Regions from separate parts of the Homo sapiens genome. Here region 1 is linked to region 2. A link is an interaction called in ENCODE POLR2A ChIA-PET data of the cell type or tissue named here. Cell type or tissue: GM12878. All regions are shown on one strand. Links, peaks and the distances in the headings refer to the core of each region. The heading gives the core; the rest is flanking DNA.

Evidence for each region. Peaks named below come from ENCODE experiments on the same cell type or tissue, not always from the same donor. Only the 100,000 strongest peaks of a DNase experiment are listed, where the experiment ranks them.
Region 1: POLR2A ChIA-PET joins it to region 2 with 8 read pairs; 1 of 35 experiments calls an interaction of 5 or more read pairs at or near these places.

Annotation. Positions count from the first base shown.
Region 1 is chr2:26,006,771-26,010,659 of GRCh38, forward strand. No RefSeq gene overlaps it. Among named protein-coding and RNA genes, the nearest start is that of RAB10, 25 kb to the right of the region's middle. In GM12878, for the core only: no CTCF peak of the experiment used is centred there; a DNase peak (open chromatin) is centred at 2,249.
Region 2 is chr2:25,741,436-25,745,324 of GRCh38, forward strand. It overlaps ASXL2 (ASXL transcriptional regulator 2), which reads right to left. Exons shown (of 13, transcript NM_018263.6): 13 at 1-3,041. The coding sequence ends at 594. Among named protein-coding and RNA genes, the nearest start is that of DTNB, 70 kb to the left of the region's middle. RefSeq lists an enhancer at 2,238-2,738. In GM12878, for the core only: no CTCF peak of the experiment used is centred there; a DNase peak (open chromatin) is centred at 1,836.

The DNA of each region.
Region 1 (3,889 bases), core at 901-3,400, 270 kb after region 2:
TACTCTCAGTTCTCACTTTCCTTGTGAGTGGGAATCTCTCTTCTGCCAAATGTTCAAGCCTGCTGAGAAGATAAAAAAAAAAAATTAGAGATATGAAGTTTCATTGAAAACTTTAAAGTTCAACAAAAATGGAAGTGATTTTGAAGAAGATAATCTCTTTGACTTGCCTCCAACTGTTTACCTGTCAGATGCACTTTGTCTAGCCAAGCCTACCCTTCCTTCAGCCCCCAGCCCAGTAGGAATTGGACTTTTTCCAGCACCTAGAGCCTCTTGGGTACCTGGAGACCTTCTCAGCATTTAGATGGGCCACATAGTTTAGCATTTAATTAGATATGGACTGGGCCTGGTGGCTCACGCCTATAATCCCAGCACTTTGGGAAGGTGAGGCAGGTGGATCACTTGAGGTCAGGAGCTCAAGACCAGCCTGGCCAACATGGTAAAACCCCATCTCTACTAAAAATACAAAAATTAGCTGGGCGTGGTGGTGCGCGCCTGTAATCCCAGCTACTCAAAAGGCTGAGGCAGGACAGTAGCTTGAACTCGGGAGGCAAAGATTGCAGTGAGCCGAGATTGTGCCACTGCACACCAGCCTGGGTGACAGAGTAAGATCCCATCTCAATAATAATAATAATTAGATATGGTCTTTCATTGTCTAGGTTGTTTTTTAGGAATATTACAGTTGAGCCGGGCATGGTGGCTCACACTTGTAATCCCAGTACTTTGGGAGGCCAAGGCAGGAAGATCATTTGAGCCTAGGAGTTCAGGAGCAGCCTGGACAGCACAGTGAGACCTCATCTCCATTTGTGTGTGTGTGGGTGTGTGTGTGTGTGTGTGTGTGTGTGTGTGTGACAGAGTCTTGCTCTGTCGCCCAGGCTGGAGTGCAGAGGTGCAATCTCAGCTCACTGCAACCTCCACCTACCTGGTTCAAGCAATTCTCCTGCCTCAGCCTCCTGAATAGCTGGGATTACAGGCGCACACTACCATGTCCAGCAAATTTTTTTGCATTTTTAGTAGAGACAGGGTTTCGCCATGTTGGCCAGATTGGTCTCGAACTCCTGACCTCAGGCAATCAGCCCACCTGGGCCTCCCAAAGTGCTGGGATTACAGGTGTGAGCCACTGCGCCCAGCCCTCTATTTTTTTTTTTTTTTAAGAATATTACAGTTTATTTGACAATTCTCTCATGGATCATCAACACTTACAGATGAAATGGAAACAATGTTGCGTCTCAAGATAGCTCCTCCTCTCCTCCTGCCATGTTTAACACTCTCACTGTTCCCAGCTGGTGTCTGCTCAGGGAGTTCATGCTAATTTTAATTTTCTCTAGTTATTAGCTTATTTGAGAGAAGAACTTGTGCCTATTGTTCTCTACTCCTTATAAGGGCCTAACCCACTGTTGAACACATTTTAAGTCTGCAGTACATCTTTGTTGGTTGTTTTAAAAATGATCTTCTGAGCTGGGTGCAGTGTGCATACCTACAGTCCCAGCTACTCAGGAGGCCAAGGTGAGAGGATTGCTTGAGCCCAGGGGTTTTAGACCAGCAGGGCAACATAGCAAGACCCTGTCTCTAAAACAAAGTAACCAAAAGTAATCTTCTGGCTGGGCATGGTGGCTCATGCTTGTAATCCCAGCACTTTAAGAGGCCGAGGTGTGTGGATCACCTAAGGTCAGGAGTTTGAGACCAGTCTGGCCAATATGGCAAAACCTCATCTCCAATAAAAATACAAAACTTAGCAGGGAATGGTGGCGCATGCCTGTAATCCCAGCTACTCAGGAGGCTGAGACAAGAGAATCACTTGAATCCGGGAGGCGGAGGTTTGCAGCGAGCTGAGATCGTGCCACTGCACTCCAGCCTGGGTGACAAAGTGAGACTCAGTCTCAAAAAAAAAACCAACAAAAAACCAAAACAAACAAACAAACAAACAAACAAAAAGACACCACATACAGGAATAAAATGTACTGAGGAGACAAAAGAGTGTCAACCCAAGGATCTCTTTCAGAGGGGTTCCCTTAACTCTGGCAGGCCATGAGGATGATGCCTGGGAGCCCCAGGATTCTCCTGTTACTTTCTTGTGTCCTCAGAAACCACCCTGGTGACTCAGTAACACAAACCTAGGGTGTTGAGTGGGTGGGGCACCGCTTCCCACCCCAGTTTATCTGGTTTTCCCAGGCAGAATAGTACACTGAAGCTGTAGGCAAAGAGGAAGCCCAAGATAGGGGAAGGCCAGGGTGTTGGTTCCTCAGTTTGTTGAAATCAGAGTCATGAAGCAAGACAAGCCAGGGCTTGCTCAGCATTTCTCCTTCCTGGCATGGGTTCACCTCAGCCCCAATTCAGTGGCAGCTCTGTTGGTTCAGAGGGGTGAGGTATCCAAGAGGAGGAAGCTTGTACAATCCTGCTAGCAGGGGAGGGCTGATGGTAGGGTGGAGTTTCAAAGGAAGCCTCTGACATCTGACAAAGGCTGAGTCAGTTATATTGCCCCATCTCTGAATCTGGCTTCTCCTGCTCCTCTACCCTACCCATCCTGCCTTCCAGACACACCAAAGTTCTTTTTATCCCTGACCATGACAGGCATGGCTGCTGTGTGCAGCTTCATAGGTTGTGCACTGCACAGTTCCAGGAGGTGCTATTCCCATAGACAAAGGAGTGAATAACAACTCCAAGAATCATGCACAATTGTACCAGGCAGCCCCGAGCCAAGCCCTTTTATGACTTCCTTCCTTTCCACATATTGCTTCCCCTGCCACAACTGCCCTTGTTTGCCTTTCCTCCCCCCATTTCTTTATATGGTGCAACATCTAACACTTAGTTCTCAAATTCTGCCCAAATATAATCCTGGTGAACACAAACATAACAGAATGCATATGGAAGACCTGACATACAGGAGTCTCGAACTGGCACATTGCCAGCTCATTAAGCTTGGTAGTTTTATTATGCCTGTGGGGTGTTCTAAAAGGTAATGTAAGTAAAGTCCATTAGAACAGCTAAGATGAAAAATACACAATACTAAGTGTTGGTGAAGATGTGGAGCAACTGGAACTCTCATACATTGCTAGTGGGAGTGTAAACTGGATAGCTACTTTGGGAAACTAGCGGTATCTACTAAAGTAGAAGAGATACCTAGTCATGATCTAGCAGTTCCTAGAAATACATACACATGTACTCCTAGAAATATGCATACATACATAGGCTTCAAAAAAAGTGCAAAAATGTTCACAGCAGCACTATTTATAATAGCCCCAAACTAGAAACAACTCAAATACCCATCAACCTTAGAATAGATGAATAATATGGTATATTAATAAAATGGGGATGGGCACAGTGGCTCATGCTTGTAATCCCAGCACTTTGGGAGGCCAAGGTGGGTGGATCACCTGAGGTCAGGAGTTCGAGACCAGCCTGACCAACATGGTGAAACCCCATCTCTACTAAAAATACAAAATTAGCCGGGTGTGGTGGCACATGCCTGTAATCACAGCTACTTGGGAGGCTGAGGCAGGAGAATTGCTTGAACCCGGGAGGTGGAGGTTGCAGTGAGCTGAGATTGTGCCATTGCCCTCCAGCCTGGGCAATAAGAGCACAACTCCGTCTCAAGAAAATACAAATGGCTGGGCACGGTGGCTCACGCCTGTAATCCCAGCACTTTGGGAGGCCAAGGCAGGCAGATCATGAGGTCAGGAGATCGAGACCATCCTGGCTAACACGGTGAAACCCCATCTCCATTAAAAATACAAAAAATTAGCCGAACGTGGTAGGGGCACCTGTAGTCCCACCTTCTCAGGAGGCTGAGGCAGGCGAATGGCGTGAACTGGGAGGCGGAGCTTGCAGTGAGCCGAGAACTCGCAAATGCACTCCAGCCTGGGTGACAGAGCAAGACTCCGTCTCAAAATAA
Region 2 (3,889 bases), core at 555-3,054:
AAATGAATTCCTTACCAAAAATTTCAATTTAAGAAGATTCCACCTAAGGTAAAGGGACTGAGTAAAACCCTGAATCCAAGTCCTGCAAAGGCTGAATAATCTATGAATAACCTGCGGCCAGACTGTCCAGACAAAATCAGTGTGAATGGTCATTTCTTTAGACCATTCCTTCACTTTCCTTTTCCTAGCTTCCTAGGAAATGTCAGAAGGGAGACAGCTTCCTTTTACCATGCCGGCATTAAACTTTTCTCAGTCACAAGTAGTAGAACATTAATCTGAATTCAAAGTAATACATTATTACCTAAACACTTGGAAAAATAATGTTAAACAAAATGTGACATATTTACATGATTTTGTAAGTGCAAACTTGTCACAAATTCACAAAGTCTTGCTTGACTTAGACTTACTATACAAGGTGCTCTTCCTCTAAAATGTAAAAAATCTGTACTTTGTATTCCTGATTAAGTAACATTTGTCTCTGAAGACAACTGAAACCTACTTGTTTATTTCTGTGATTCCAAAAGGACGCAAAAAACCCAACTGGTCAACCCTTCCCTTCCCCCTCCTTTACAGTGTATCTCTTTCTAGTCTCATTACCGAACGACAAGGCAGGAGACGCACAGTTTGGAGGGGCCGATGCAATCATCATGGCAGAAAGCGCCACAGCCTTTGCACATGATCATGGCTTTCAAGCGGCAGTAACATTTCGAAGGCGTGCCCTCTATGCTGTTCTCTTCGGAGAACGCCTGAACAGGAATGGTCTGGCCATGGCTGCTGGGATTCATAGCTTGGCTAGCAGGGATGGTAGTGACAGTCACTGAAAATGACATGACATCACCTACATTGCTAGATACCTGGCTACCTGGTACAGCAGAGTTATGGTCCATGTCAGATGAGGTGGAGACATTGATCATGCCTCTATAGCTTGGCCCTATCTGGGTGGGGCTTCCATACAACTTCGGGGTTTGCAGGGGTGGAAGGAGTAGGGGCTGGTGGGTGGGGCTGTCTGCAGGCAGAGGAAGAACAGTAGAACTGAAAAGCTCGGGGCTGCTACGGATTGCCTTACCTCTCACTGCATGAGCCATCTGCTTCTGTGCTGCCTGAATTAAATCTCTGGCTAGGGTCTTTTCATCAAATGTTTGGCCTCTAGTGAACAGGTAATTCTCCTTACTTAAAGTGGTTTGCTCATTCAATGGTATCTCAGCCTTCACATTCTTGCTAGCTAAGCAATCACTGGTAGATAGAGTTTCCCTGCTGTGAGGTCCTGAACTTGTGTCACCCTTGCCAGCACTCTGGGAAACCTGGGGCTCCTCTTTCACTGTGACAGATTCCTGCTCATCACCAGTACTTTCCTCATCAGTGTCATCTTCTTTGCTGCTGCTACTCTCTCCTGTTGCATTTTTACAGTCTGTATATCCCATTTTCAAGGCTTCAGTGGGGCTGCTTAGACAAAAACGATCTTCAGGGTTTACAGAATGGGTCCTCCTAAAGCTCTCTGAGCCCCGGCCGTAGGTAGAAATATTCAGTAAGTAGTGCCCTGCCATTGCAGGTTTGGATGTCCTTCTGCCAGCAAAACCCAGCATGAACCTCTGGCTTGTGGAGATGTCTTCCAGCTGGAAACCTGAGTGAGCGAAGTTGAACTGTGAGGGCGGCACAACTGAGAGAAGATTCTGCCTCCGAACCCTCTGAATGAGAGTCTGAAGGATCTGATCTTGGGTTGCTTTACTTAGTCCTTCGTGGTATTGGTGTGTGTCAATGCTGGAGTCCCTCAGCTCCTTAGCTGAAAAGAGCTGAAGGGGCCTTGGAACCTGGGGGAGCTGCTTACTTTGCAAGGTTTTGCCCAGCTGCTGCTGCGTAGCTGGATGGGACTGTCTCTCATTAACTTCCTCTCTGGTGCTATTTTCTGTTGTGTTGGTAGCTATGAGCGCTCCCATCCCCCTTTCCTCTTTTGCAGTCAGTGGAACCGTTTTCATTTCAACTTTGGTGAGAGGTTTAGGCAGAATTTGCTCCATGGGAACATCTTTGCCTTGAAGCAGCTGAGTCACTAAAGGATTATTAGCAGGGATACTAGAGGTTGGTCTTAAAGTGGGTCCATTCATGTTTAAAGAAGTTCCTGGGGTTTTAAGGCTAGAAGCTGCTGGCAAAGTGCTCGAGGGTGGAGCTGATCCAGCAGGTGCTGTAGTTGCACTGACCTGGGGTACAGGAAGCTTTTCTAAAGTGGCTGTGGTCAATAAAGATGTTAAAGGGGAGGGAGTTACAGCCACTGGCACACTAGCATCTGTCTTTGATGAGGCTGAAGGGTTAGGTATATTCTTACTAGGACCTGCTTTGAGCTCAACTGTGCCATCAGCTGCACAATGAACAGGTGAGGCACCTGAGATTAGAGCAGGACCTGTTGGAGAAGGTGCTTTCTCCTGTCTGCAACTACTGGGCCCTTGTGGATGGCTGACAGAGGCCACTGTGGCTGTTGCTCTGGTGGGGTTCAGTTTTTCATTATCCAATTTCTCTATGTGGGCTGGTGATGGGACACTTGTGCATGCTCCACTGACGGCAGGTGTTGGAGGCACTGGGGGGGTTTGCTGTAGTTGTGCTCCAGAGACACTATGAGGCTGTGCCTGGCTTGGGGTGGTCTTGGTCTCAGACTGGGGCTGAGTCTCTGGACCACAGGGTAAAAGCTCTCTCGTACCTCCCCTGCTTCCAGTTCCTGCCAGTTCCAGTGTGGGGCCCTTTCCAGTTTCACTGACTCTGTCTGAGCCTGGACTGCCTCCTCTAGCAGTCTGCCCTTCACCACCCTCTCCTGGACCTTGTCCACCCCCTGGGCCAGGTCCTGGAATGGTCCCTCCAACTGAGGCGGCTGCAGCAGCTGCGGCGGCAGCGGCAGCTGCTGCCCTCTGTGCTTTGACCAGTTGGGCTTTTGCTTTGATGTCTGCAAGAGTTCTGGCTCCTGTTCTGTTAGGACTAGTGATGGAGACTGGAAAACGAGCCCTGGGAGAGACCTGCGATGGATGAAACGGCATGGGGGAGATTCTGGAGACCGGGATCTGAAAGAAGTAGAGGGGAAAAAAACAACAGAGCTTAGTTTTCATTTGTAAGAATAACAAAACTTCATTAGCCCTCACATTTTAAAAACAGATGAACACTACAGTACCTGTGACAAACATGGGTGGTCTATGGCCGAGAGGCCAAACCTTGGAGACAGCAATACTAGTTTGTCTCTAGGGTCCTTGCATCCACTTTTTCTATTGGTGCCAAAGACGACTGCTTCCACTCTCACCCCAAATCCCCACACCTCTTTTCCTATCTCAACTCCCTCCTAATGCCACTATTACAAGTGCTTATTATGATACAAAGTTTTCTATGGTATTTGCATTTTTAAAAAGTGTATTTATGTTTGAGAAAGAAGAGAAAAGCAAGCAAGCCAGCCACCCATACCACTACTGTCTTTTAGTTCTTAGCTTTACTACCAAGGTCCAGGGGAAAATACTTGCTCTTCTCTGTTCCACACACACACACACACACACACACACACACACACACACACACACTTGGGCTGGATTATCTCAAATTACACAGGCTTCTAGACAGCACTGGAAGGAAGACAATGTGTGATCTATAGGAGCCCCCACCATGCCCATACACATAAAGGAGTATGTACATAATGTTTGCCAGCCATTCTCATCTCTGGCTGGTATTATATTTACTTGCGCAATTTTAAAATATATATGCTCTGGGTCCTATCCCAAAAAATTACAAATCAGAACCCCCAAGACCCTAGGAAGTCTTTTTTTTTTTTTTTAGATAGGGTCTTGCTCTGTCTCCCAGGCTGGAGTGTAGTGGTGTGATCTCGGCTCACTGCAACCTCAGTCTCCTGGGTTCAAGTGATTCTTGT